Linked DNA regions of Mus musculus: region 1 is linked to region 2. Evidence: chromatin loops called from intact Hi-C (ENCODE). Cell type or tissue: left cerebral cortex. All regions are shown on one strand. Links, peaks and the distances in the headings refer to the core of each region. The heading gives the core; the rest is flanking DNA.

Region 1 (10,977 bases), core at 3,745-7,744, 61 kb before region 2:
TTTCTGCCTCTAGGGGGAAGTGTGTTTTCAACAATTCTGTCGTGCAGAAGGGATTTTCTTGTGCATTAAGGCTTCACTGTGGTAGTCTTCAGTGTGACCTCGGGATTGGCTGGACAAGATGGAAGGACCTTGGAAAATCTGCAAGGACCCTCACTTCACGAGTTTCAGGCCAGGGTTCTGAGGCAGGGGGATTGTGGAGAAAAATGCCCCAGACATTTTAAAAGTACATTTCAAAGAATCATTCTTTGAAATGACACATAACTTCTCCATACTGTGGGGCTGTGGCCAAAAAAAATACCTGGACACAAAACTCACTGACAGAACTAGAAACAAAATAGTTCTTGGATATTGATGAAAACATTTCTAAATCTTTTAAAACGTCTATGAGTTTCTGTAATATCGCATTTAACATTAATATGTTTAGGCTTTCAGCTAGCTAATTTTATTCCTTTGTTTTCTTTGACAATCGAAGTTGATAACTGAATTCTGAATGTGAAAAACATGGCCCTTCCCCAATTTCAGTGATTAGGTTTTTGTTTTTTTGTTTGGAGTTGAAAGGAACAGTATGTAAAACCTGAACGCAAGACTGTTTCTACTTATCCCTTTTCTTTCCTATTTTACTAACATTTATGATAAAAAATGTTACAAAAGTTATCTTTATCAAGTGGTGTTCAGTTTTACTGTTCTGGAAAGCCTAAAAACATATTGCTAAGATATTATAAGATGGTGCGTGCCAGTGTTTGTGTGTGTGTGTGTGTTACATTGCATTGAATTTATCTTAGCCAAGTAACTCCCATCTCCAGCTTTCTTTTTTACCTTTTATTGGTGATGGGACCTTGTAAAATTAAATCACCCAGGCTGGCCTTGTGTTATTCTGCAGCCCAGGCAGCCTTTGATATCCTCCTGAGTAGTTTGTGTCACCAGGCCCAGTTAAAAATGTGATACACAGAATATGATTGACAGTGACAATCTGCTTGGTTACCAACCCTATTTTACATAGTATTGTAGGTGACCTTTTCCAACAGTAAATATCCTCAGGAGACAAAGAGCTGTTTAAATGCAACTTGTAGGGGCTGGTGAGATGGCTCAGTGGGTAAGGGCACTGACTGTTCTTCCAAAGGCTCTGAGTTCAAATCCCATGGTGGCTCACAGCCATCCATAATGATATCTGACACCCTCTTCTGGTGTGTCTGAAGTCAGCTACAGTGAACTTATAATAAATAACTTAATAAATAAATCTTTAAAAAAATAAATGTAACTTGTACATTCTTTGGGTCACAGTTCATTTTTTTCTGGACTAAGATGGCAGAACTATGTGATAGTTATACATGGTAGTTTTAGCTGGTTGCCCAAAGAACTCTGATGGAAAGTAAACAGATCCTCCTAACACCCAGAATAAGTAAACACAAACCTCCCAAGAGCACAATAGACTTGTTACTGTTAATAATCTTGCACTGTTGGCACTGGAAGACCTTTTAAAAAAAATCTCAGCATCTGTTCAGTTGGAATCTGCAAGGATGTGTTGAACATGCACGCGGACAGCAACCCTGTGTTCCCCTCCCCTCTGTTTCTGGACTGATCCACCATTTCCTGTTGTCTGTGCTCTTTAACAACAGGCTGGAAGCTGAGTGCTTCTACCCAAAGGCCACAGGGAGGCCAGGGTGCTAGCCATAACGTAAGTGCACTGCCCTGCTGTTGACCCAAGAGCGAGGCTGGGCAGCGCCAGAGATGCGAGAGGCACTCCATACCCGGTGCCCCTGAAATCCCAGACTCTTCCAGTGAGCCCACATGGTACACTGCAGAATCATACCGCTGTTGGCTGGTGTTCCCCAGACACAGGGCATACCGGGTAGTAATAGGAAACCGGCTCCGTCCTTCACGTCTCCTGGCAACCAGTTGAAATCCACTAAGACCCTCGGAATCCAGGATTTAGCTGTTTATTTTTTTCTTAAATAACGATGACTCTATAAACAAATGTTTGCTCTCCCAAGTGTTCAGGAAGGATTTAATTGCTGCGAAGTGCTAAATGTCAGTTTCCAACGTACGTGGATAACTCTTCAGAATTCAAATTTATATATCCACCTCTCTTAGAACTGGTTAGCAGTTCTAATTAAATAAACAAAAGCTCACCTAGGATTTAGAAGCCCCTACTTACAGCGAAGGCTTAGGGATCACTGTCCAACTGAAATCTAACCGGCACCCGGTATGAAGTTACCTTCGATTGCAGTTTTTTTTTTTTTTTTTTTCCACTGCTAGAGAGGGTGATGGAGAGAGGGCTGTTAGTCACTGATGCCTGGATTTGCCATGTCCTCGAACACCTCGATTTATCACTTCATAGTCACAAATGAGAGCAAGGACATTTTAGGGGGCTCGTAACTATTAAAAAAAAAGAAGAGAAGGAGAAGGAGAAGGAGAAGGAGAAGGAGAAAAGGAAGGAGGAGAAGGAGAAGAGAAGAGAAGAAAGAAAAAGAAGAAGAAGAAGAAGAAGAAGAAGAAGAAGAAGAAGAAGAAGAAGAAGAAGAAGAAGAAGAAGAAGAAGAAGAAGAAGAAGAAGAAGAAGAAGAAAAGAAGAAGAAATAACTATGACTTAACAGCAGCAGCCTGGGGCAGCGGGTGAAGAATCGCGTTCAAGATCCTGCCGAAAGAGGGCGTAAGTTTAAGTTAAGATTGGAGCACACACTGACGCCCAGCCAAATGAAAGAACATTTAGAAACATTTTAAATTAACTTTAATTTGCAAGACTTTGGTGTCAGAACTACCTTGTGTAATACAGCCTGTTCTCGCCGTAAATGTCTTTGCTGCGTGACCACGAAAAGAGGGTGCAGGGCCCTCTGGACCTGCGCAGCTGCTCGGTTCAGAGACGCGCCTCTCTGGTCTGAGACTTCTCCACAATCCTTTCCACTCCGTCTGCATCGCTGTGGTAGCTGTGACCAGTGGAAAGACTGGGTCTACCGGGCAGGACCTTTCTGGGCATCCTAGACTATCGGGCATCCTGGAACAGAAGCGCTGGGGTTGGCAGACTGCTTTTTAGGTACTTAAAGATTCTCTGGGGGAAGATCTGGGGGGCCGGGAAGCGGGAGTCCCTTTTAGTTGCCTGGTTTAGCAAATAGTACCTTAGGGTGATGCTTTTCAAGCTCCGCGACACTTCCTGGAGCGGAATCATTTATCCAACATCGGAAGCAACAAGTTTCGCTTTTCTGGTCTCAGTGACCCCGCGGAGGGGCTGCGCACTGGGACACGGTGACGCTGCGCCCACTGTGATTCTAGCGTGTCCCAGCAGCCCAGAGGGAGGAGGGCACCCACGCCGGGTGGGGGAAGGAGCGGTGCGACACCGTGCAGGCCAGATGGGCTTACCAGCTCTGCAAATGAATTTTCCTGCACCAGGACCTTGTTCCTTGTTCCCCGACCTTGCTCCAGGGACCAGAAAGGTCAGGTGCGGGACAGGACTGGGCGCACCCAGACAGAACGTGGCCAGATCAAGAAAAGAGGTGAGAGTCTATGGAGTTTTGCAAGGAAGCCACCAATTTGGAGAAACATTTCCCCTTCGTTTTTGCAGTGTGTGTGTATGAGTGTGTGCTTTGTGTATGTGCGCGCACTCATTTCTTTCAAACATATATACACTTTTTTTTTTTTTTTTTTTTTTAATCCTGGGGTTGGAGAAAGCGGAGCCAGGGAGAGGCGGGGACCTTAGAGTAACGCTGTGCCGCGAGGTCTCCCGCGGGTGTAGACGTGGGCGGTTGCGGCTTTGGGCCAAATCTGAGCACCGGCAACTAGTGGGGCTTAGGGACCCGGCAACCGCGAGTAGGCCAGGGGTGCGGGGAGGAGCCCTGATGTAAGAATGTTAATGAGAGGCTCCCCCAGCCCAGCCCCCACCCCGCCCCACCCCCACCCACCCCACCCGTTGCAGAGACAAGCCCGGCCTCGGCGCGCCATGTGTGGTAACGCGCTGCGCCGCTGCCACGCTATTTAAACCCCGGCTATGGATCCAGAAAGCCGCGCGAATCAATGGGATCAAACGCGAAGGAGGTGCACCGTCAATTACAAGCACTTGGACAAGTTTAACTTTTTTTTTTCTTTTACAAATAAGGCCTTCAAACGCAACCTTAGCAACGCCCAAATAAGAAGCCACCTCTAAGCCAAATAGCCTATGTGCAAAGGGAGGGAGAATATATATATTGATAATAAGTCTATATGTATATTACAGACGCACAGGTTTACATTCTGTGAACTTTTTTCTTTCTTTCTTTGCTTTAAAATTTTTTTTTTTATTTTTTAAACCTAGGGACATTGTAGAGGAATCTTCCTATCTTTTGGCGAGTTACTGAAGGGGGTATTCTGTTTTCTTGGAGCGCCCAAGGGGGCGCAGGGACAGAGGAAAGAAAAGAGCTGGGAGGAAAAGGGCAGGGTGGGTGGGGGGCAGAGGGCGAGCCGGCGGCCAGGGCGAGCGCTTGCTGGCAACACGATGCGGTCCTTGCTGCTGTTCACTTTCTCGGCGTGCGTGCTGCTGGCCCGGGTGCTGCTGGCTGGCGGCGCGAGCAGCGGCGCCGGGGACACCCGGCCAGGCAGCAGGCGCCGGGCGAGAGAGGCGCTGGCGGCTCAAAAGATCGAGGTGCTTGTTCTATTGCCCCGGGACGATTCGTACTTGTTCTCGCTGGCCCGGGTGAGGCCGGCCATCGAGTACGCGCTGCGTAGCGTGGAGGGCAATGGCACCGGGAGGAAGCTGCTGCCGCCAGGCACTCGCTTCCAGGTGGCCTACGAAGACTCGGACTGCGGCAACCGCGCGCTCTTCAGTCTTGTGGACCGCGTGGCGGCGGCGCGCGGCGCCAAGCCGGATCTCATCCTGGGGCCCGTGTGCGAGTACGCGGCGGCGCCGGTGGCTCGGCTGGCGTCTCACTGGGACCTGCCGATGCTGTCCGCAGGAGCGCTGGCCGCCGGTTTCCAGCACAAGGACACGGAATACTCGCACCTCACGCGCGTGGCGCCTGCCTACGCCAAGATGGGAGAGATGATGCTCGCTCTGTTTCGCCACCACCACTGGAGCCGTGCAGCCCTGGTCTACAGCGACGACAAACTCGAGAGGAACTGTTATTTCACCCTCGAGGGGGTCCACGAGGTTTTTCAGGAGGAGGGGTTGCACACGTCTGCCTACAATTTCGACGAGACCAAAGACTTGGACCTGGACGACATAGTGCGCTACATCCAAGGCAGCGAGCGAGGTGAGCGGGAGCGGGACCAGGGGGGTCCTTGGCTCTGACTCAGCGGTTCTCAGTGGCTCTCCCCCAAACCCCACCAAGTCAATCTTCTGCAGACCCCACCCTTCCCCGTAACCCAAGGACCCGTGGAGGTCGCGCGGGGGCTTGTCCAAGTGTGAGCTGCCTGATCCAGGGACGGGTGGAGGATAGCCCATCGCGGTGGAAGGGGTGTGCCTACACAGTCTCGGGGAGGTGGATCTGGCCAGTCGAGGGAACGTCTGAGCCGCTTGCTAGCGCCATCCCAGGTATGACAGGTGTGGCTAAACACCAAGGGTTTTCCCCCTCTTCGACAGCTCCGGAGTCCCGTGAGTTCCAGGAATTCCCTACTCTGTCCATTGCAGTCGCGCGCCCCCTGGCAGGGCCACAGCGTCTGGGGACGCCCCAGCAGTCTCGCAGCTTCTTGACTAGCTGGGGGTTGGGACGCATCTCCTGGCTCCCCTGGCTGCTCTTTCCACTGACCCTAGGTCTCTTTTTAAAGCCTTCCTTTTAGATTCCTTCCATGCCCTTTCTAGTGTCTTACAAGCTTCGATACAAGCACCAGAAGTGCGTCGCCGTGTCTGAATTCAGGCGACTCTCACTTCCCCCGGGAGCTTTGGGCTTCGAAGCCTCTGAAAGCGCGCGCAGAGCTGGGCTTGGGCGGAGCGCGCCGGAGGATCGTGCGCCGAGCTTCCTTCCCACGGGTCCCCTGCCCGGCCCTTTCTCCGCAAGTCGCTGAGGGTTTGGAACAGTAGCCAAACTAGACAGAGAATTTGGTACTGGGGAATGGGATCATGGCTACGGGGAGCGTGGGAATTCTCCGCAGCTGCCCAGGTTTCTGTCGTGTAGATAGAGGAAGGAGCCGAATCCCAGCATAGGGCATGAGTCCGGACGTCCCGGTTGGGGCTCACACATTGGAGAAATCTCGCCTTTGTTTCCCCTTGGTGCGCAGGCGCCCAGAATGTCCGCGGTATTACCCTCCCCCTATGACCCCACACCGCAAAGCTTCCGATGTTCGTTCGGAGGTGCTATCCTGGTGAGACCTAGGAGGGGCCGAGCTAAGCCAGGCACCTAGTTTGCCCAGTGTTGGTCGCACGAATGCTGGGGACCTGGGCCTGGCTGTGGCGGGACAGCGGAACACTAAGCTTGCAGGCTCAGAACAGGTGAGGTGGGCAGAAAAAGCTTCAAGAGTGGGGCCACAACTGCCCCTCCCCGCTCTCTACTCTAACTTCAAGGTGTTGTAGACAGTGCAGACAGGACAAGTTTCGACCTAAGAACTCCAGGCTGTCTGCGCAGAATCACTGTTAGGTGCGCAGGCAGGGCGTTGGTTATGTAAAAGGAAAGTTCTGTCCTATGGTGGCAGATTTGCCCCTGTTGGGCGAGAAACCCACATCTACTTTCTCCCCCCACTCCCAGTCCTCCGGCTACTGCAGCCTCTCGCGGTCCTGGGTACTGTTACTTCTTCAGTTCTGGGCTTCCAGAGCCTTAACTAAAAGCTGGAGACTTCCCAGGGCAGGCTGGGAATGGGGGCGTGTCCTCACGCCTGGCTAGATCCATCCGAGCTTTGCAAATTCTGGTCATTGCCTTGCTGAACCTAGAAAGGCGGTGACCTTGGTACAGTGGCCTAGGGTGAGAGGCCTGGCAGATCTGTCAGTTCCGCTGTTGGGCCCTTGAGCCGCACAGTGCTCTTAGAACCGTGATGGGGGAGGGCCACACTGTGAGAGTGGGCTGGGGGTTGGGGTGGGGTTGGGGCAGGTGTGTTTCGGTTTAAAAGGACTACAGCCTGCGTTCTTTATTTTTAAATAGTCAGGCTTATTTTAGATCTCCTAGCGCTCATTTCTCGTTCAATTTAGCAGTGCAAGCTTGTTAGTCTGGTGTGTGTGTATTTTATAGGTGAAATTATTATGATCTTATGATTCTTTCTCTAAAATCTGTGTCAGCAACAATAAGGCGAATTTTCTGAAATATAAATAAAAAATTCCAGGCTGCCCTTCTTTCAATTTCTTACTCTTTGTAGAGAAAGTTGGGAGATCTCAGGGCGCTGAGTCTCCACCTCATCGTGGCTGCTCAACGCATTAAGTAGTGGGGGTTTAGTATATGGTTTCAGGGGAGTTTGTGGCTCAGCCACTTGCTAGCTGTCAGGATCCGGGGCTGTTAAACTGTACCCCATCTTCTTCAGGTAAAGTGGGCTTCCTGCACAGCCACATCTTGGGGATGCTGGAAGGGTTTAATGAACTAAGTGACCAGAATTCTTTGAAACAGCGCCAGACCCACACAGTAAATGTGTGGGTTCATTGTAGCGGGCGTTGTGCTATATTCGATAATAATCACCTTCACCCAGAAGGGGAAGCCATGTCCTGGGAAGAGCTTTAGGCAGAGAAGACCACACCTCTGGACTCAGCCTTTCTGCCTTGCAAGGCACTGAACGTGGAACAAGGAGCTCGATGAGAATCAGGCCTCTTCCAACTGCTATTCTGATGTGGAGATTTTACATTTGATTCTCCCAATAGGGATGTATCTGAAAGCGTTTCTGTCACAGAGCATCTTCTACCTTTATGAGCCAGGGCGTGCTTTAGAGAGTCCCTCCCACCCCCCAAATATGTTTGGAAAGAACATTTCAACTTTAAAATCAAATTAAGGATATCTGAATATCTTCACTGGTAAAGTGTGACCTGTGGCCTTCCCAATAATGTGATTACGTTTTCTTTTGGTTACATAATGCCCTTTAGAAAGAAAAACTGAACAAACACTTCCCCAAGTCCTCCCCCAAATTATTCTTATCTCCTAGGGGGCTTGTCAGCTAAGTCAATTGAAAAACTTAAAAAGTCTAATATAATCAAAAGATACACCTGAGTATGTGTGATTTAATAACATTGATCTCACAGCATGCATTTATATTAGCAGCTAAGATGATAACACAGAGTCAAATTTCAACTACCCGGCATGAGGGCAATAGAGAGTTTCCCAAGAGCCAGCCAGCCAGCATCAGGCAGCCTTGAGAACTAGGGAGCAGTAGATGAGATTTCACAAGGGATGGCTTGGCTGTGCATCCTGGTTATTATAAGATGGTGACCAATTTTTATATACATGGGGTGGGCAGAGAATACTGGAAAGTGCTTTTTGAATATTTAAGTCTTTTTAACATCAATTTCTGTTTTTAATTACAGATAAACCTTTGAGTTGTAAGAGAAATATTATTTTTTCCCCAGAAATCCCACATAAAACTAGAGAAGATGACTCCTTAGGCAGGTAGCGAAGCTATGGTAACCTTTTACATTCAGGATTGGTCTATCTCATGTACTAAAGGGGTTCTACAAATACTTTAGGAAATAGACACCTGTGGCAGACATACCTACATACATACATACATACATACATGCATGCATATATGCATACATACATACATATGATCTTAGATGGGCGTGGTGGCACATGCTTGGAATCCCAGCATCCAGGAAGCTGACATGAAAGACTTGTGAGTTCAAGACCAACCAGGGCTATAGAATGTGCCCTGTCCTAAAATACAAACAAACAAGCAACAGACAAATACTTTGTATTTAGTACTGGATTTATTTATATAATTGCCTACTGATCTTGATACATCACAGGAAATGATACATATATACTATAAAAAGTCAGAAATACATTTTTTTAATTAGAGAAAGGTTATGTTGTTGTGTTTATGCGTTTTCTAAGATGCAAAAGTAGAAGTAACCTACACAAATTGTTTTGTATAAAAACTAGTTGTATTCTTTTAGTTATTGCTATGTTATGTATTTGGGCCTGGAGAGTGACCAAAAAGATAGAAATATTTAATGAATACAAGAACAACTTGCTTTTAATACTCTGGTCTAAATGACCAAATAATTGGTAAGCAGAATTTTAAAGCAAAGAACCCTCACCAACCTCCCTAGCATACAGTACTGGGGAGGAGAAGTGCTACCTGCCACAGTGTAGAAATTACAAGGGTCTCTGGAATGGATAGAGCTTTTGAATAGCAGAAATAAGCGTATGGTCTGTATTTTGTAAATGGTATTTGTTACTTTGTAGTATAGGAATAGAGACATCCACTTTTGAAAGAGATTCCTTCTCCTAACTCTTCCATAGGGGTCCTGGACCTGAGTCCAGTGGTTGGCTGTGAGTATCTGTATCTGTCTCAGTCAGCTGCTGGCACAGCCATGCCAGGCCCCTGTCTGCACAACATAGCATCAGTAATAGAGTCAGGGATTTGTGCCCATTCATGGGATAGATCCCTAGTTGGGCCAGTCAACTGCTCAGCCATTCCTTCAGTCTGCTCCATTTTTGCCCCTGCATTTCTTTTAATTTTGGGTCGAACATTTTGTAGGTGAGTTGGTGTTCTCATCCCTCCACTGGGGGTCCTGTTTAGCTAATAGAGGTGGTCTCTTCAGGTTCCATATCCCTACTGCTGTGCATTTCAGCTAAGGTCATCCACATTAAGTCGTGAGAGCCTGTCCCTTCCCAGGTCTCTGGAACTTTCTAGAGATTCCCCCTTCCCCCTCCTCCCCCAGCAGCTGCAGATTTCCACTCATTCTCTTGGCCCTTTGGTCCTCTCTCCTGTCTCTCCCCATACCTGATCCTGTCCCCCTTTTCCCCCTCCCCTTCCCCTCTTCCACCCAGGCCCCTCCCTCTGTCTGCAACCCGTGACTGTTTTGTTCTCCCTTCTAAGTGGGATTCAAGCATCCTCACTTGGGCCTTTCTTCTTGTTTAACTTCTTTGGGTCTGTGGGGTGTATCAGAAACCCATGTCTTTTAGCTCTAAGAAAGTTTCTTGAATTATTTCTTTGGTGATTTTATTTCCTTAATATTTAGTGTATATTTTAAACTTGATGTCAGACCATCTGGCTGATTCTTTACATTTTTTGCCCCCCCTTTTGTCCTCTTTAAGAAAAATGCCCTTTGCCTGCTCTCCAAAGTTACTACTGCATCAATTTTCTTTCTAGATTTATTTCTATTATTTTATGTGTATGAGTTTTTTGCCTGATTGTATGTCTGTGTATTACATGTATGCCTGAGGTGATGAGCCTCCATGTGGGTGCTGGGAATTGAACCTGGGTTCTTTGCAATAACAAGAAGTGCTCTTAAGCACTGAGCCAATCCCCCAGCTCCTATGTCACATTTTTAATTTTGTGATCACACTTTCAGTATGCAGCACGAGGCTCATACTCAAGAAAGAACCTAGCATACTTCTCCTGCTCTTCTAGATTCATCAATGAGATAATTTGTTACTTTCCCTCTTGCTGGGACAAATGGGAGCTCCTTGAGAGAAGAGGGATGCTAACCCATTGGAAGCTTTCTTAATGGAAGTCCAGGGGCAGGGGAAGGAGCTTTACCTTAACATGTGTGTCTAGTCACCACTTGGAATGTGATTAGCTCTCTTAATTAACACTTAGAGCCATTCCTGTGTGCCCAACCCCTATGACTAGAAGAACATGCTGCAGTAATGAGAAGGCATTTATGGGCGACAGTGTGGCACCCAGATGGGGAAAGATGACATCTAATGTCACAAGTTAAAGTGGGACAGGTTAAAAATGTTACCAAGAAGCACATAACATCCATGTTATCCTTTTTTTCTGAAGTGTAATGTTTTGATCTCAAATAAATAGTTATGATTAAGACCAGGCATGGTGGCACATGCAAGGCAAAGGCAGGTGGATTTCTGTGATGTGATTTGCAGCCTGTTCTATAGAGTAAGTTCTAGGACAGAACAGGGTTACACAGAAAGGAGCTGT
Region 2 (10,977 bases), core at 3,105-7,104:
GTCACAGTGTGCACTCCCCCCATTTCCCATGCTTTTCTAAAGCTCTTGCTGTCAGTTCCTGAAGGTGGTGATGTGCAGAGACCAGGGCATGCGTTTTGGAGAATGCCTGCGAGGCTGTGAGCGTGGTGCCTCCTTTGGGAAGAGGTACCTTTGGCCTGACCTTCTGTCTGTCCGTCTGACTTTTGCCTTTCTGTAGGTCATTGGTGATTACTTTGGGAAAGAAGGCCGGTTCCAAATGCGATCGAATGTCAAATATCCTTGGGGCCCTTTGAAACTGAGACTAGATGAGACCAGAATCGTGGAGCATACCAACAGCTCTCCTTGCAAATCATGTAAGTTCAGAGACTTAATTTACTGTCCTCCTTCTCCCGTCCCAGGATCACATGAGTCTGGAACATGTTTCTCTCAAGAACTCATGTTCTGAAAGTCCCATGCATTTTTCCGATGTCTTCAAAACCATGGAAACAACTCACAAATGGCTGACCCTCCTCCTTTACCGGAAGCTTCCACATTCCTTTCCTTTATCCTTTTCTTCCAAATGGTAGGGTATTCTGCCTGGATTTATATCTCTCACTCTAGTCTCTTAGTTATCAGAGGTTTCCACTTTTAGGAAAAATAAAAATGTTATCAGCTGTCTCTTGTTCATCTCTTGTAAGAAGTTTCATTATTGATTTCAAAGTTCACAGTTGACCTCCAAATCCCCAAATCCTCCAAATGGGGCACTCAATGCCATTAAATGCTTGACAGCTTGCAAAGTATTTAATTAATTTAATAACTATTGAATATATTATTAACGGTCAGTTTCTGGGTTCAAATAGAGAAGCAAGTGTGTCTTCTTATGAATAGCACAGCAAAGGGAGACGGTTTCGGAGATGATTGTCTTTGAGGGGCTTTGTAATATGAGTAAGAACAAGTGATGTCAATCTTGCAGGGCAGTTAGTGATTTTAGGTGACTATATGAACGATCATTATGTCTCAGGACCATCTTTGTTTTTTTTTTATTGCGTATTTTTCTCAATTACATTTCCAATGCTATCCCAAAATTCCCCCACACCCTCCCCCCCCCACTCCTCTCCCCACCCATTCCCATTTTTTGGCCCTGTTGTTCCCCTGTACTGGGGTATATAAAGTTTGCCTGTCCAATGGGCCTCTCTTTCCAGTGATGGCCGACTAGGCCATGTTTTGATACATATGCAGCTAGAGTCAAGAGCTCCGGGGTACTGGTTAGTTCATAATGTTGCACCTACAGGGTTGCAGATCTCTTTAGGTCCTTGGATACTTTCTCTAGCTCCTCCATTGGGGGCCCTGTGCTCCATCCAATAGCTGACTGTGAGCATCCACTTCTGTGTTTGCTAGGTCAGGACCATCTTTGAATGATGAGGAATTTATATCCATGTGATAATTATGAGAAAGGATGAAGGAGAAAGTGTGTTGACCTCATAATCGCCCAGTCTGTATTCCAAATCTCACACTCCTGCTTGCCAGTTTGGGGACCCTAGGAGACTCCCCTCAACTCACCAAGTCTCACATTTCCAGCATGTAAAGGGGGTTTCCCCAGCTTTGATCTGGGCAGCCAAAATGTCCATGCACCACAGGCTTTATTTGAAACCCTGCAAGGAAAGTAGCTGTTGAGTTTTTTGAGAACGGTGATCCTACCGAGAAAGATTTAACTCAAACAGGGGTTCACATTTTCACAAAGCTATATAGGACAGTTTGGATTGGAACTCTGACTTTGGTGAGAGAACATCTAAAAACAGAATACTGACCCAGTGCAATCTCCCGGAACTTTCTAGCACTTTGAAGTGTCACCACCCACCTGGAGAGACAGAAGCTCTGGGCCAGTGCCTTTGTCCATTCACGCATCTTCGCCTTTAAACTCAAAACCAGGATGGATGTGTGTGAGATCTTCAGTTTGCAGCTTTCATCAGATCCATCTTGAATCTGTCTCTTTCTCTGTCTATTATTCTCTCTAACCTTCTTTTCTTCCTTCCCCTCTGTTCTCTCCATTCTCCTTTCCTGTCACAGATTATGCTATGTGGTTCAGACTGGCCTCAAGCTTAAGCGCCTTCTGCCTCATATTCCCAAGTGCTAGGGTGACTGGTGTTTGTCCCAGGTCCGACTTTGAACTTGTTTTGACCTTGCTCTGTTCACTCTCGAGTCACGGTGCATTTATCTAGTGTTTTCTGGAAACCTTTCCTCAGAGCATTATACATATATATTTTACATTATAGGTTACATATAATACTATATATAGTACATAAATATTATATGTAAATAATATACAATATGTTACAATATATTATACATATGTTACAAAGAAAGGCAAATTAGTTTCAACTGGGAGATAAACAAAAGTCAAAGTATTTTAACTTATTTCTCAAAATGAACTCTGATTATTGATGTTTCTTTTTCAAGCAGGTGGCCTAGAAGAATCTGCAGTGACAGGAATCGTTGTGGGGGCCCTACTAGGTGCTGGCTTGCTAATGGCCTTCTACTTTTTCAGGTATGGCCCATTTATGGAGTTAAAGTTCACCCTGCTTCTTTTGCCTTTGTCCCCTGTCTTTGCAATAATGTTCCCTGTGATTTGCCCACACCCTTCTTTTAAACAAGAAGGATGGTGGTTAAATTACCAAAACTGTTCTCTGACTCCATCTTGGGTTTGGTAGGCAGTGAGCCCTTGATTCCTATGTTACTTGCTAGAAAGTGGCTGGGATCTCGGGATCATTGATCCATTTATGAGAATTACGAACATCTACCTATCAAATTACAAACATGAAGAGTCTTTGTATCAAATACAAAAATGTGGACAAAGAATGAACTTTCTATCCGCAGTCTTTCTTCGGTTTAGAAACAAGTGCTCATGCTCACTTGAAAGGCTGGAAGGAGCTCCAGTGGTCTGTGAATCCGGGCTGCAGTGGGTTCTGTGTTTGGAGAAGTCACATGTTTAGCTGCCATTGTTGTGGCTTAAATCTCATAAACTTTTAATTATGCGCATGTGTTCAAGGTTCTAGTCGTTTGCTGCAGCGACAGTGGCCCGTCCTTTGGTAATCTTCAGTGGTTGAATTCATGGGGCATTGTAAATCATCATGGTTTATTTGTAATATTTCTTCACTTTTGCATTGGAGATGTAAGTCTGGGTGTATGTGGCTCTTTGTGGGAACAATCGTGTTCCTGTTCCTTTGGTCACAGTACATTTGGTCTGATCTTTATCTGGGGGCACATCCTGGGAGTCAAGCAGAGCTTCTGGGGCAGAATAGATAAGACTCCCAGGGAAGAAGGGGAAGGCTTGTTCTGTGGCATTTCAGAAAGCATGCCAATTTTTCTCCCTGAATAAGGACACGATGCCTTGGGGGTACACGACTTTAATCTCAGAACAGGGTTTCATATTTGTGTCACTTGTCATTTATCAAACCTAACCCAGATGTCCCTGGAGGGCACTCTTTGTAAGAGGAACCATGGTGTTTTACAGCCGAGTGAGGTTTTATTATTACATTTGTTTTGCTTTTACCCAGGAAGAAATACAGAATAACCATTGAGAGGCGAAATCAGCAAGAGGAAAGCAACATCGGGAAGCATCGAGAGCTGCGAGAAGATTCCATCAGATCACATTTTTCGGTGGCTTAAAAGAGATGCCCCTCTCGCTTCGTCTACTTGAGATTCCTTAAAGAGATAGATGGAAGGACAGACATCAACGGAGCAGAAAGGGCGTTCTCGGAGAAGTCATTCTTTTAAGCAGTAGTCATTTCATTTTACATTTTCTTTAGAAGCTCAGGAATGATTGTTAATCACTATCTGCCTTCTGGCCTCTCATCTCATGGCAAACTAATATAATGAAACAACGCAATGCTGTTAAGTGTTCTGGCTGCTGGAGGGGCATCAGAGGAGATTTATGTCTTGAAAGTCTGCTGCGTCCATATCTTGATTGCTTTGGGGGCAGTTCACACGAGGATAGAAAAATGTGGCTTTTCTGAAATGAAATGTTTCGTAGCTAGGATAAAACAATTTTTACAAGGAGAATATTCTTGGAAAGAATTTAACACCCAATAAGAGGACAATGGAATGAAAGAAATCTCCAGGCTGGGAATGCAGTGCCCCTCTCTCTGGAACTGGGGGACAGGTTTGTGGTTGATGAAGGCTGCGTCCAACGTCCACATTCAGGTCTGAATTCATATCTCAAGAAAGGATCCTCCCTGTCTCTTTTAGTGTCTCATCAGAGCTACTCTGGAAAACTGTAAATATTAGTGAGCAAGGAGGATTTATATAAGAAAATTGAGTCTAAAATGCTTCTTATACGATGTAAAAAAAGTCCTACTTCACACTAACATTTTATTTTTAAGTATTTTAATCTTATATTTTGGTATTAGAAATGTGTCTATTTTTTCATTTTGAAGATTAAATTTCACTTATATTTTAAGAGCACGGAGGAGGTGTGTGACAAATCTGTGGAGAGGGAGGAACGGTTCTCGTTTTCTCTGCTGTCCTCTGTCCCTTGGCTGTCTCTAGTCTAACTGCTAGTCTGGCTGAAGATGTACAGAAGTCTGTTCAGCTTACAAACTCTGAAGGAATACGTTGATGTTAAGCCGTTGTTCATTTTCAACTGTTTTAAATGGATGTTATTGGAGGGCTACATTCTTTCTAACTATGGTCAAATGATGCCCTTCAAAACCAGTAGACTTAAGTGGAGTCTATAAAGAAACACAACCCCTTTCCCTCAAGAATAAGCAGACAGTGAGAATTTGACAGCAAGACACAGTGGTGATACGTTTAAAAAAAAACTGCATGCAATTTATCAAAATTTGAGGTGATGATTTTAATTTAAAAAGGGAATGTTGATATCTGCTGTGTCCCTTTAACCTTATAGAGTTTTGCAGCCACCACAAATGATGCATAGCTTGGACAGTGAGCTAGGACAGACAAGGGCATCGTGGCTAAGACTGAGCCAGCCTTTGCTGGGTATCCTCTTTGCACTCAATCCTGGGTGCAGAGGTTTCAATTCTGGTTCCGACTTTATCATTTGAGGAGAGAACAAGGGTACCGTCTTGTAATTTTGCCTTTCTTGGTAACATTCTGAGCATCTGAAACCCAGCTTAAAGGGGGGAAATTAAATAATTTCTTGGAGGTCCTATCCATCCAGGTTAACTGTGGAGGAGTCCAAGCAAGCTTAGCAAGCTCTGGAAGCTGGCTTCCCAGGGAAGGAGTGGACCACACCTCATTCTCTCAGTGGAGTCAAAGTGAATGGGCTGCACCTGTGTGGGGCTCAGGAAACGGGATGCAAACCGCATGATAAAATGAATTAGCTTCTGAACAACTGAAGGGGGTGTGGTAGGAGGTATGTCGTGGTTCTGCCTGTGGGATATTGAGGGAAAAGTGCTGACTTAAAAAAAAAAAGTAGGCCAGAAAGGCAAACTTTAAAATGCTAATCCAGGAGGCGCGTTTGTGGAGCACAACTCAGGAAGGCTGCAGCTGATGGTCAGGGACTCACATAATGAAGACAGATGGGCAGACTGCATCCACCCCAGTTCTCAGAACCAGAGGGCTGCTTGTTTCTCTCTTACATTTTCAATGATGTTTTCCCTGTGTTTCAGAGATACTCATTTTTTAATGTTTTTTTTTTTTGAACCTGTGTGTTAATTGCAGGAGGGTGACAGTGGGAAAAGTTCTCTACCTGGCTATATTCTTTGGGTATGAATATGTCTAATCCTTTCTTGAATTTGTATAGTTTCCCCTTGAATGTCAGCATAGTTACAACAGTATTTTTTATTTCTGCTCCAGCTAGAGGAATTGTTCCAAGGTTAATAGTGGATCCCCAGATTAGATGTTAAAGAATAGATTAGATGTTTAAAAAATAAATAGGCAGGGTGAATCGTGAAGTCCCTGGAGTCATTTCCTACAATTTTAAAGCAATTCTTATTATATTATTATATTATTATTAATATTATTAAGGTTGATTGCTCATTTACATGCCTGCTGTATAGTTTGTCTTTCTTGAATGTCTTTACATGGCTAGACAAGGTGGCCCATGTCTTCAATTCCAGCACTTGGGAGGCAGAAGCAGGAGGATATCAGTGAGTTTAGGGCCAGGATGGTCTCCATAGTGAGTTTCAGATCAGCTGTAGTTACACAGTTAGACCTTGTCTCAGAAAAAAATAAATCATTATATGAGTAGCCAAAATGTCATTAAGTTTTAAAAACACCACCAAGTTGGGAAACCTTTGCTGACAGTATAGATGTCTGTTCCATGGTGGCTCTGGGTTAAAAACTCTTGGTATTGTATTGTAGAACTTAAATTCTTAACTGCTAAGCAACAACTTTGACAATTAGTCATTCATAATCTGCCAGTAGTCATCTATTATATAATTAACAAAATGGAACTTTAGTTCTTAAGCCATTCTATAAATTTTTACTCTTAAGTCCAATGATCAAGGTTTCAAAGGGGGGGCATTTCATTAGTGTTTTTTATATCTTGTCAAATATAAGTTCATACACAAGCTAAACTAAGCGTATACTTATGGTGATGGAAATAAACACAAGTTTTATAGCCAATATTATTGTCTTAGATCTGGGAGAGAAGCTGAACTCAGAAACAAAACTTTCTGGGTAGAGTCATATCTGTTCCCAACACAAACAGAGGTTTCACACGGAATCCGTCAACATGTATTGTTTTGAAGAGCCATTGGCGTGTCTTTTCCTGAACCACAGACAGAATTCCACATGTCTTGAAATAGTTGTTTACATTTCAGAATTCATGGAGGAGAGGGAGAATCCTATGGAATGAGAACAGATGCCCCACCCCCACTTCCTTTTTCTCTTGAATGAAAAGCTTTGGAATGCCAAGTCACTTCCCCTTGCTTACAGGCATCCTGTGCCTTTGCTCCTGGCACATCTACCTTCTGTGTCCCTAACTTACCTCTTTTCTTCTAGTTGGGACTGATTGTCAGGGTCTAAGACATGCAGTGGGACGTGGAAAGGGAGGCCTTGTGTATCTCAGAGAGTGGTTTCAGAAGCTGTTTCTAGTGATGCCATTGCTTTCTTGAAACAGAGCTACTCGTGCAGGTGTTTTAGATGCGTCACAAGTGCGCGCGCGCACACACACACACACACACACACACACACACACACGAAAAAAGAGAATGAAAGAATAGCATTTATAAATTGGAAAACACTAGGGTCTGTGTTTGTTGAGACACAAAGAGCTCAGATCCCTAATAGGTGCAACTACAAAGGCAAATGCCAATTGAACTTTGGCCCACTACCTATTTGTGTAGTTATACCCTACAGGTCTTTAGAAGAAGGCTGGTAATGAGCTGAATTTTTCCTTTAGTGGAAAAAACAGAAACTGTCTAGAAATACAGGATGCTTTAGGGGCAGCATAGAAGTAGGGAGAACGAGCCAGAGGCACTGGAGGGATCTGTCTATTTTTCAGTTGGTCTTTAGAACAGAATAATGAACAGTTTAGACCTTCTTCAAAAGCCAGTCTCCACAAGAAGTGCTGGACATGCCCAGAGAGAAGAACCAGGAGCTTATGTCTCTCAAAGTGACAGAGAGAAGAAGTTTGCAGCTGACACGGGCTCAACTGTTCTTCATAGAGCTCCACCTGCTATCCATCACATTTCTATGGGTGTGCTAGCACCTTTCCCATGCAGGTGGAAACTTGTGAGGAGGCCTCCTCATTTACTCAGAGAAAAAAGACAAAATCGCACCGCTGTGAGGAGGTAGCTGGCTTCTACTCAGAAGCCTGACAGCAACTTGACCATGCATGTCCTTGGACAGTTTACATCTGTGATTTTCATGTACGCGAAGGAACCTGGCTTTTTTCTCAGCATATGGATTTTTCCGATGTTTCCTGCAGGCCTATGGAATGAAAATACTCCTCCAAAGGACACTGAGTTGGAGGTTGTTCAAATATCGCATTAACCACTAATGTTAATTCATCCCAAATGCAGAGCATTTCCCAAATGCTGATGCTGGTGTTTCTGTTTTAAGTCACTTCAAAGGTAATCAAAAGGATTTCAGTGGGAGCTGACTCTCAGAGGTAAAAATAAATATGTTACAAAAACTCTTTGGTCTATCAGGTATCATACGATTCCTAGTGGAGAGATTTGAACCAAGTAGACCTCAGAGTTAATAAAACATGTTCCATTTCTTTGATTCATATTTAAAGGCATAAATTTATATGCACAGGACCAGGAGGTCCATTTCCCCAAGTGTGAATCATAATAGGATACCGAGTTCATTTTTACTTTCTAGAATAAAGCTGTCATAGTCTCTACTTATTATTGGGGAGAGAAAGAGTTATTTCTCCAGAGAAAGAGGAAACCATGGCTTTTGATGGACTATCTCATTCATTACTCAGTGCCTGTGTCTGAACGTGTTCAATATGGTGTAGCATAGAAGACAGCAAGGAAGTGCTCTCAATTGGCCAAAATCGGAGCCTTCTTCCCTGGGCATTGCTGAAACCAAGGGGCTGTGAGCTAAGCATGGCAGAAGGCCAGTCCCTCAGCCTGTGTCTTTTGAGCCATTTTGTTCATGGATAATTTAAATATGACCACAAAACAATAAAAACGTACCATGAATCTGGTAGAAGAGTCAAAGCTGCACCAGCTACATATAGCTTCCTATTCTAATGTAAGTAGAACTGTCTGCATATAATGTGATTTAATTTATTGTTGTTCTGTGTAGAAAGTGAGGACTCATGACTGTGGATAAAGCCCTGTTTTGTATAATATATATATATATATATATATATTTTTTTTTTCTGGTGCAAAATTGGTCATTTAAGCAATCTACTTCATTTGGTGTTTGGATAGAAATGTGCGCGTGTTCTTGTAAAGGTTTCTATTCAGCAAGAATACCACATAGCCCAAATATAACAGTATGTTCTCATTAAACGTATACTCTACAGAAACAGTTTCCTGTCTATAATTCAACAAATATGCACTGCATATATCCAAGTTTTCTGAGGATTTTCTGTTCTCTTAGATAAGCTGAAGTAAAAGATCAGTTATTGGGGATGATGTATTTGAATGAAATATTGAGTCCACGAAAGGACTCAAGATTTTCTGCTCCACAAAAGGAAATTTACAGAGATTGTGACATGTCATTGGAATGAGCGCCAAACCCAGAAAATACTGACTTATCAGGTAAAGGAGGCATGGAGAATAACCCCTCTTTTGGAACCTGGGCATCTTTTTCCCCCCATCTATTTATTCACTTTACATCCCTATCACCGCCTCCCACCTGTCTCCCCATCACACAGTCCCTCCCATGATTCCACCTTCCCCTTCTCCTCTGAGAGGGTAGAGCACCCCCTGGGTATACCACCACTTGACATATCAAGTCCCTGCAGGGCTAGGCACATCCTCTTCCACTGGAGCCAGACAAGGCAGCCTAGTTAGGGGAATGAACCTGGGCATCTTGAGATATTACATGCTCCAGCTGATGTCATTGATTCATGTTATTGTGTTCATCACCCACAGTACAGAGAAATTCAGTCCTAATTTGCAAAGAGCTCTCAGGCTTCTGTGTCCTAGGGAGATTGACCAACTTCCAGCATTTCTAGCTTCATCTGGGCTGCAAGAGGCCATCTCAATCTCTGGAAAGTCACATATTCTTATGCCTGAGAAACACATAGTGATTGGCATGGCTGAAGCAGTGTCCCCTTGGTCCTGATGCCATAGTCATGGAGGTCCCTGAGTGAGGCCACAGGTGCTACATGCACTGGGAACATGTTTGAAGTGATGCTGGAGCAGGATGTTGATTGGAGTGAGGCATCATGGGAAGGCGTGGTAGGGATGAGGGGCAAACCTGGAGATGACCTCTAGGAAAAGGTATTCATTCTTGCTACTTTCCCATCCATCTCTAGGGCCATGGATTCCTTGATTCTTTCCCTCTCTCCCTTTAGCTCAGTCCCCTCAAAACACGATATTCAGCCAGCAACTTTTGACAGGCCAAGGATGCCTTACTGGGATAATGGGTCTATGTCTTATCAAGGATCCCCGAGGAGACCCAGATAACACCGATTTAGGGATGTGACCCAACCCCAAACCATGAACATCTAGAGTTGCCTTAAGTAGCAACTATTAACGTCAAAGGTACCAATGGCTTCACACCTTTAAAAAGGAGCTTCTTCCCAGGCCATCTGCTAGCACCAAAATGGAGCCAAGGAAAAAGGGTTCCTTTCACAGGCTTAGTGTAACCCTCCCAATCACCAGCGGCAGAAGTTCCCAAGAGCAGAAAGGAGGAAGGCCAGAGGTGGCTGTGAGCAAAGACCTGTGGACTACATATTTGTGGGAGTAGATACGCTGTTTGCTTCTGGGTCACTTGGGTCCCTTCTGTTTCATAGCTTGGTTCTGACCCTTGAGCTATGTGATCTTGTGTGAAAAACGAAAGCAATATCAGTTACAACCTCACCGGATTGCCATGACTTCAGACTTCGACTCCTCCATGGCATATCATAAAACATTCAACAGATTTGTCATACTTGTTGGCTTCTGCAAAATAAGACAAATGCACAATACTTTGGAGGGCTTTCAAGGCCAGGAGAGTCCTGGTAAAAGTCCCAGTCAGTTTCCTTTCTTCTCAGTCTGATTGGGTGGCAAGTGGCCTCTGCCTCTTGATAATGAAGTGAAACTCTGAAGAAGGCATAGACAAGGACCAAAGGGAGACTGTGATAGCTGGATGATTTCAGAGTGCTGAACACGTACATCCAAAAACGCGTTCTCTCACCAGAGTGGAGGGGCTAATGTTGAACCTGTGGCCATGTCATGCCTGCCTTCTGCCTCCTCTATTGCTGACGCAGTCCTTTGGATTCTCCTCAGAATTCCCTCCTGTGAAGCTGTGGTTTGCCCGAAAGAAGACCTTTGTCTCTCAGCTGTCATAAGGAATAGCTTTCCTACTATTAGCTGCCCTCAGGACCAGGAATACGATGGATATAATGCTTTCGTGAAGTTGTGACCAAATTATCTAACAGAAACAGGA

Evidence for each region. A loop is a pair of places that touch in the nucleus more often than their neighbours do. Peaks named below come from ENCODE experiments on the same cell type or tissue, not always from the same donor. Only the 100,000 strongest peaks of a DNase experiment are listed, where the experiment ranks them.
Region 1: it touches region 2 in a loop (4-fold over the local background); 1 of 42 quality-filtered maps calls a loop at or near these places.

What each region holds. Positions count from the first base shown.
Region 1 is chr15:11,899,125-11,910,101 of GRCm38, reverse strand. Npr3 (natriuretic peptide receptor 3) reads left to right here and starts at 4,428. Exons shown (of 8, transcript NM_008728.2): 1 at 4,428-5,216. The coding sequence starts at 4,463. Gm5144 (predicted gene 5144) reads right to left here and starts at 3,577. Exons shown (of 2, transcript NR_131059.1): 1 at 3,114-3,577; 2 at 2,712-2,992. In left cerebral cortex, for the core only: a CTCF peak has its summit at 5,590; DNase peaks (open chromatin) are centred at 4,952, 5,607, 5,857, 6,522 and 2 more places; H3K4me3 peaks cover 3,400 bases; H3K27ac peaks cover 2,645 bases.
Region 2 is chr15:11,837,824-11,848,800 of GRCm38, reverse strand. Npr3 (natriuretic peptide receptor 3) reads left to right here. Exons shown (of 8, transcript NM_008728.2): 6 at 197-332; 7 at 2,416-2,503; 8 at 3,513-8,905. The coding sequence ends at 3,624. Among named protein-coding and RNA genes, the nearest start is that of Npr3, 62 kb to the left of the region's middle. In left cerebral cortex, for the core only: no CTCF peak of the experiment used is centred there; DNase peaks (open chromatin) are centred at 4,486 and 5,441.